Linked DNA regions of Homo sapiens: region 2 is linked to region 1. The links are chromatin contacts, found by Hi-C or POLR2A ChIA-PET in ENCODE. All regions are on one chromosome and are shown on one strand. Each heading gives the region's core, a stretch centred on a gene start or an enhancer-like site at or near the end of the contact. The rest is flanking DNA. Distances are from core to core; before and after follow the strand shown.

Region 1 (3,800 bases), core at 533-3,032:
CCAATATGGTGAAACCCTGTCTGTACTAAAAATACAAAAATTAGCTGGGTGTGGTGGCGTGCGCCTGTACTCCCAGCTACTCAGGAGGCTGAGGCAGAAGAATTGCTTGAACCTAGGAGGCGGGACTGCAGTGAGCCGAGATTGTGCCACTGCACTCCAGCCTGGGCAACAGAGTGAGACTCTGTCTCAAAAAAAAAAAAAAAAAAAAAAGGAAAATGAATTAGTGAAGAAAGTAAGATGATGTAAAAACAACCATCCCCAGTGTCCTGAGGGTAGTGCTTCTAGCCGCTTTCCCCGCTCCCCCACCCCGTTGCTAGGAGAGAGATGAGTTAACACACAGGGACGTGTACATTATACCAGCCGGATCCACATACCTGGCAGCTGCAACCTGTTAAACCTGTGTTTTTTTCTTCTGTGTAAACACTATAAACAGGAAGGCAAACGTCATCCATTTACGCAGAAGAGAAAATTGATGATGAAAAACTGTCACTGCTTTGCTTAAAAAAGTCTAAGGTAAAGAACGTATTGACTCAGAGAGGGCCATTCAAAATCTAAAGTCTTCAATTTTATTGCTATTTCTGTATTAAGGATTCTGAAGGCAAAATTTCTTCAGAATCTGTTGTTTAGACTTTACAACAAAAATAGCTTTGGGGAGCTGCTTGCCTGGAGAGGTTTTGTGGTGACTATGGAAATTAATCTTCTTGATGGGAAATCAGCTGTTCACCATACTGCTGCCTTCATTCCCAAAGAAGAGTTTCCATTCCTACCTGGAATGGCTAGAGCCTGTTGGCTAGAGCAATGAGCCATTGAGGCCTCCTGATATTCCACCCGGGTGCAGCCTCCTTGAAGCTGCCTCAAGCCCCCTTCAGTTACTCCTTTATTCCCTTCACTGCTCCAGAAGGGTTTTCAAGCATCTGCAGCTGCACCTCTGTCTCAAGGGCAAGCTCTACTGTCAGCCACGCTGCTGCAAGGATGGGATTGAAAAGCAAGACCATTCATTTACTCTTTCATTCACAAATTTATTGAACTGATATTTAAGCTTAGAATTTATTCTTATCGTATTCTTACAAGAATGCAAATCCCTACTATGTTCCAGACTCTATGTGGGGGCACAGGTGACACACTGGTGAGCTAAAATAGATCCCATCCCAGGACTAATAGACCTTACAGTCTGGGTGACAGAGGAGTTAATCAAATAACTACATTGATGAATGTATATTTTCAAACTGAGGTGTTAAAAATAACAAACCCAGCCTGGGCAACATGACAAAACCTCATCTCTACAAAAAAATTAGTTGGGCATGGTGGTGCACACCCATAGTCCTAGCTACTCAGAAGGCTGATGTGGGAGGATCACCTGAGCCCGGGAGGTCGAGGCTGCAGTGAGCCATGATTGTGCCACTGCACTCTAGCCTGGGTGACAGAGTGAGCCTCTGCCTCAAAAAAAAAAAAAAAAAAAAAGAAAGAAAGAAAAGAAAAGAAAAATAACAAAGGAACTGTGGACTTAGACTAAAGCTACTCCAAGGAAGCTGTATTTAGCCATACTTAGAAGGCTGTGCGGATAAAATATGTGAATATGTGAAGCAGAGAGCATTATAGGGACGAGCCTCGTGGCTGAAAGAAGGATGGCTGAAACACAGGAGGGAAAGGCTGGTGCCTTGAGAGGCACCACGCCAAACCACATGGAGGTTCAAGATCTCGTAGAGAATTTTGGTCTTTATCATGAAAGCAAAGGGGAAGTTACTGATGGGTTCTTTGGTGGAGGTGACCTGAGGAGGGTTGCGTTTTAAAAAGAAAGCTTTGGCCTTGGGAGGGAAAAGAGCTGGAGAGAGGCCAGAGGGGTGGGAGGAATATCCCAGTTTGGAACCTTGAAGCAGTTTAGTTACATATCCAACATTCCTTCACCGTTGCCTCACTCCTGAACATTGTCCATTGCATGTCTGAGTCTTCTTCCAGACTCTACATTCCTTCAGTTTAGGAATGCTGACATATTTGCTTTTGGATCCCATGTAGTGTCTGACCCTGGGATTTGCATGTATGTCCAACAAATGCTGTATTTAAACAATGTGGCTGTTCCGCATCTCACAAGTCATGTTAGTTGGCTTAAAGGAGCATAGCTCTTCTGTATTCTAGTGATAACATTATATAGTGATCTAAGTTATTCCTGAGGACAGAAGGAGTTAGAGATACACTTGCCTTTTCTTTTGCTATCATATGTGCCTTGCATTTTATTTCCGTACATTAGTATCTTCAATATAATGACCTTTGTTGTCCTGTCTTCATGTCAACCTAAAGCATTGTTATTGTCATTAGTGTTACTACCGCCTCACAAATACATAGATATATTGGGGGAGATTTTTCCTGAGAGAAATCTGCAGATTTGAAGAGAAACCATGTCATACATTTTCTGAGTCTGAAAATCAGGAGTTGCAAACATAAATGAGTAAAGCAGCAGTAGGGAATGGCGCAGCCTGTGGCAGAACTAGGGGGAGCATGCTCTATCCCAAAGCATTCACATTCGAACACAAAATATACTGTGCTAGCTAAACCAGACATCTGGGGGCAAGTGTGGCTTAGTGACTATGGGTTTGTTGTTTCTTCTTTAATTGATTAAAAAAAGATTTAAACACAGAGAAGTTATAAAAATTTTCAGTGTAATTAGGGGTTGTGGGCCAAGCTTTATTGAGTGACATGAAGCTTCAAAGTTGTTTTGGGGAAGGGAGCAGGACCAAAATGCCTTCTTAGTGCAACTTTTTCAAAAAAACTTGTGAAGCCAGCTTCTAATATTCCCCTGGCTACTTGCTCTCTCTCTCTAATGGGCTGCAGCAGTTTCTCCTGTGCCTCAATCAAATGAATACATCACATAAATGAGGGTATAAACTGCATGAGTTTACAGAAAGGAAGAAGGTTATTATTACCTTTGAAATCAGAAGCCAAGAAAACATCTCTTCTCACACCTCCTCATCTCTTCTCTTACTTTCTGGGCAAGTCCCTAGGGGTAATTTTATTAGAGACTCTCCCTCAAAGTAAAAACTGAGGGGGGTATAAATAGCCCCGATCCTGCTCCCACCTGATCCTTAGATTAAGATTAGCATAAGCTCAGGCTGAGAGGTCACCACAAGGTCATAGTTTTCTGGGGTGAATAGTCACTTAATTCAGAAACTCAGGAATCTCATGCAAAGAATGCTTAGTTAACATATTTCCAGGAGAAAAATAATTCTAATTTGCTTTCTTATACCAAGAACCAGCAGTCTTAGTGATTTTGTAAATGCAGAAATTGGGCCCGTGGGATGGATGAAGCAGAAACGAGCAGAACAACAGGATTAATTGAGATCACTTTGCTGCTACGTTCTGCAATTTCATTACTACTCCTAAAACGCAATGGAGAGTCTCACAAACAGGCAACAGTGACTTTTGTTAGTATTCTGAGCCCTTCAGCAAAGTATATCCTCTTTGGGCTGATTTATACCATAAGGATAATAAAAATACATGCCTTACACATTTTAGTGGGCTGTTGTGAAGAGAAAATTAGATTATGTATGGCAAGGAACTTCACAATGACAAGATAATGTCATGTAATAATAATATTAAAGAAAATTATAGGAAACATATAGCACTTGCTATTTGTCAGGCACTGTTCTAAGCATTTACATTCATTATTTTATTTAGTTCTTATAATAACCTTCCGTATGGGCTAGAATCTATTGTTATCTCTAATTTTTAGATGGAAAAACAGAGCCACAGAGAACTGAAGTAACTTGCCCAAGCCTAGACAGTAAGAATTGGTGCTAGGATTTGAA
Region 2 (3,858 bases), core at 1-2,500, 350 kb before region 1:
ATTTTGCTTTAAATATATATGAGTCTCAAATCTACTTACAGGTCTTACAGTTAATTTTCCATTTTCTCAACTGGAAAAAATAGAAAATTTTAGTTTCATTAGAAATTGTTTGGTCTTTATTTCATCAAGATTATTTAACTGGTTACTGCACAAGAATCTAAGCTACCGTAATGCTGGAACTGTTTCATGTTTCTCTTCCTTTTCCTGATGCAGTTCATTCAGTGATAGGATCACAGTAATATTCCTACTAATTTATTAACCCAAATTAGTGCTTTACAGTAACTGTCAACTTTGCATTTCTCAAGAGCAAAAATTTTATTACTTGCCAGTGGAAAATCCAGTTAACTCTCAGCATACATACATGTTTCTCCTAAAAACACCTTACGATACTGAAGCAAAGAAATAAGATTTTTGTAATTATGCTACCATTCTGTACTATACACGCTGTAAACTAGGCCACTGGTTTTTTGTTTTTTTGTTTTTGTTTTTGTTTTGGTAATCTGGTTTGAATCTATCAAAGATTTAAAAACCTTTGTATTCCTACCATGCTAGATTCAAAACAACACATGACACTTTTTCTCTCGTGTGGGTTTCCAGGCCATGATAGCGACAGGTCTGCGGGACGCTGGCGCCCGGCCCGAGCGTCGTTGTCACTCCAAGTCCACAGCCTCTAGAGCCAAGGCAAGGGACCTCACCAGGAAGGGAGATTCGCCCCCTGTGCCCCTGGGACGTCCGAGCGGAACCCATCGGCCCGGCTCCCGGAGACTCGCGGGGAGGAAGGGCTGTCAGGCCAGGCGCGCATCACGTGAAGCTGCCAGTTCCGGGATCAAAGACGTACCCCGCACGTGGGCTGGGCGCCAGCCTGGGACCCCCGGGGGCCGCGCGCCCACCGCCCAGGAGCCCACCCCAGCCTCCACTGGGAAAATTAGCCCGGAGCCAACGTGTCGCGGATCCCACAGCCGCCTGGAGCCCTCCCAAAGCCCCGCGCCCAGGCCTCCCCGGGCACAGGCGGCGCCCCCTTCGGCCGCGGCCGCAGTCGCCAAGGGTGGCTTCCCTCTCTGAGTCTCCGCCCCGTGCGCCCCGGCACAAGAAAAAGCGGATTCCGGGGCCAACCGCCCGCCGCCTCCGTGCACTCACGTCCTCCATCCTGCCCCCCGCCGCCATTTCCCGACGCCGGAGGCCGAAGCCCTGGCCAGCCCGGCCTCTCCACCTGGACCTGTAAGCCTCTGGCCGCGAAACTCGCCACCTTCTGGGACCTGCCAGGCCCCTCCCCAGACACACCCCCTCCTGCGTCCGCCCCGCCTCCGGCTGGCCCGATCCCCGCCCCCTTAGCTCCGATTGGCTGAGATGGTGGGAGGGGTGTGCCGGCCCAGAAGACCTGGACTGTGGGCGGTGGCTACCGCCTGAACCACCTCGGTTCCTGGGGCTTCTGGCCGCAGCCCCTCGGTGCGCTCTTACCCAGAGACTTGAGCATTTAAGGATGCCTTCCTAGTCCAAGAATTTAACTATTTTCGGGCTCCACTTGCATATTTTAAGAACATTAACTTTTTTCGGTCTTGCCTGGTTGTTTGCAGACACAGCTCTACGCCTAGGTAGAACCAGCGGTAAAATCCTACTCCGCCAGCAGAGGGACAGGAGCAGAATAAAGATTCCAATTTCCATGACATATTTACAGATTTCTCCAATGGGAAACAAAGCAGTTCGGAATGCTTACGGCGTTCGTTTATTAAGACAGAGTCTCGCTCTGTCGCCCACGCTGGAGTGCCCTAGCACGACCTCGGCTCACTGCAGCCTCGAATTCTTGGCCTCCTGGCCAGTTCTCCCACCTCAGCCTCTCAAAGTACTGAGATTACAGGCGTGAGCCACTGGGCCCTTGTTTCTTTTAAAATTGAATTTCAAAAAGAGAAAAAACTTCAATGACATTTTCTAAAAAGCTCATGATTGTAAAAATGTAAGCAAACAAGGAAAGAAATTTTCTGTTACCAGCTCCCGGAGAGAACTTTGATATCAGTTAGAATATATACACTCATACATTTTTTTGGTGGGGCGGCGGAGACGGAGTCTCGCTCTGTCGCCCAGGCTGGAATGCAGTGGTGCAATCTCGGCTCCCAGGTTCAAGCCATTCTCCTGCCTCAGCCCCCTGAGTAGCTAGGATTACAGGCGCGTGCCACCAAGCCTGGCTATTTTTGTATTTTAGTAGAGACAGGGTTTAGCCATGTTGGTCAGGCTGGTCTGGAACTCCTGAGGTCAGGTGACTCGCCCGCCTCGGCCTCCCAAAGTGCTGGGATTACAAGTTTAGCCACCGCGTCTTGCCCACTTTCATACATTCTAATGCTTATTTGTACATTGAGTATAGTGTGATCCAGTTTAGGATGTGTGAGATAAAACTACGCAAATGTTAGTGAAGGAAGAGATGGTGTAAGACTCCACGTGATCTTCTTTTTTCTTTTTCTTTTTTTTCTCGTAGAGACAAGGTCTCACTATGTTGCCCAGGCTGGTCTCATAATCCTGAGATTCTATGAATTATTTATCACAAGCCTTTTCTAGACGTGCAAATTTTCTTCTCTGCATTTTATTTTGAAAATTTTCAAGCCTACAGAAATGTTGAAAGATTAATACAATGAACATCCATGTACCCCTCACACTTGATTCATTAGTTGTTCATTTTTTGTCTTGGTTGCTCTGTGTGTGGGTGTGTGTGTTCACATACTTTTTTTTTTTTTTTTTTTTTTGAGATGGAGTCCCGCTCTGTCGCCAGGCTGGATGGAGTGCAGTGGCGCGATCTCGGCTCACTGCAAGCTCCGCGTCCCGGGTTCACGCCATTCTCCTGCCTCAGGCTCCCCAGGGTCTGGGACTACAGGCGCCCGCCACCACACCCAGCTAATTTTTGTATTTTTAGTAGAGACGGGGTTTCACTGTGTTAGCCAGGATGGTCTCGATCTCCTGACCTTGTGATCCGCCTGCCTTGGCCTCCCAAAGTGCTGGGATTACAGGTGTGAGCCACCGTGCCTGGCCATTTTTTAACTGAACTACTTGAAAGTAAATTGAAGACAATATGAAGCTTCATTCCTAGATACTTTGTTGCCTAAAATAAGGATATTTTATATTTTCTTTCATAACCACAATATCAATATTACACACAACTAATAGTAATTCCATGTTTACTAATAACCAATCTATGGCAAAAATTTTCTAAGTTGTTTCCAAAATGTCTTTTTTAGCTGCTTTTTTTGTTTTATTTTGTTTTGTTTTGTTTTTGAGATGGAGTCTTGCTATGTTGCCCAGGCTGGATTCACACTCCTGAGTTCAAGCAATCCTCCCACCTCAGCCTCCCAAGTAGCTTGGATAACAGGCATACACCACTGTGCCTGGCCCAGCTGCTGTTTTTTCTTTTTCAGTAACCAGAATCCAATCAAGGTTCACACATTTCATTTCATTATTATGTCAAGACATGCTTTTCTGTTGTTGTTTTCGACACAGGATCTCACTCTGTTAACCAGGCTGGAGCACAGGGGCGCTATCATAGCTCACTGCAGCCTCAACCTCCTGGGCTCAAACAATCCTCCCTCTTCAGCCTCCCAAGCATCTGGGACTATATGTTCACACATCCATACCAGGCTTATTTTTAAGATTTTTCTTTTTGTGAAGATGGGACTTTGTTATGTTGCCCACGCTGGTCTCAAAACTCCTGGTCTCAAGCCACCCTCCCGCCTCAGTCTCCCAAAGTACAGGGATTACAGGTGTGAGCCACTGCACCTAGCCAAGACATGTACTTTCACAGGGACAGCACACTGGTTAAGACCAGGGCTCCAGAATTAGTCATGGAGGTTTGAGTTCTGCATCTTACCAAGCATGTGA

Evidence for each region. Hi-C counts contacts between places; a loop is a spot of excess contacts on that map. ChIA-PET counts read pairs that join two places held with the same protein, here RNA polymerase II (POLR2A). Pooled maps may share reads with other maps.
Region 2: a loop to region 1 is called in a map of ascending aorta, with 2.9 times the contacts of the local background. The contact joins the promoter of TMEM192 here to the enhancer-like site in region 1. A Hi-C loop is called at or near these places in 28 of 168 maps with a recorded cell type or tissue (B cell, CD4-positive, alpha-beta memory T cell, CD8-positive, alpha-beta T cell and 20 more), 24 of 37 single-sample maps with no recorded cell type and 25 of 50 pooled maps. POLR2A ChIA-PET finds 5 or more read pairs at or near these places in 5 of 52 experiments (BJ, Caco-2, K562 and 2 more).

What each region holds. Positions count from the first base shown.
Region 1 is chr4:165,459,727-165,463,526 of GRCh38, forward strand. The region is part of intron 1 of CPE (carboxypeptidase E); the gene reads left to right. Among named protein-coding and RNA genes, the nearest start is that of MIR578, 75 kb to the left of the region's middle. Within about 2 kb of position 1,783, at least 3 of the 41 ENCODE cell types and tissues checked have a DNase peak (open chromatin) inside an H3K27ac peak, as active enhancers do; they include ascending aorta, where a contact is called at or near this core.
Region 2 is chr4:165,111,610-165,115,467 of GRCh38, forward strand. TMEM192 (transmembrane protein 192) reads right to left here and starts at 1,251. Exons shown (of 6, transcript NM_001100389.2): 1 at 1,138-1,251. The coding sequence starts at 1,164. RefSeq lists enhancers at 527-766, 1,547-1,606 and silencers at 797-1,056, 1,225-1,423.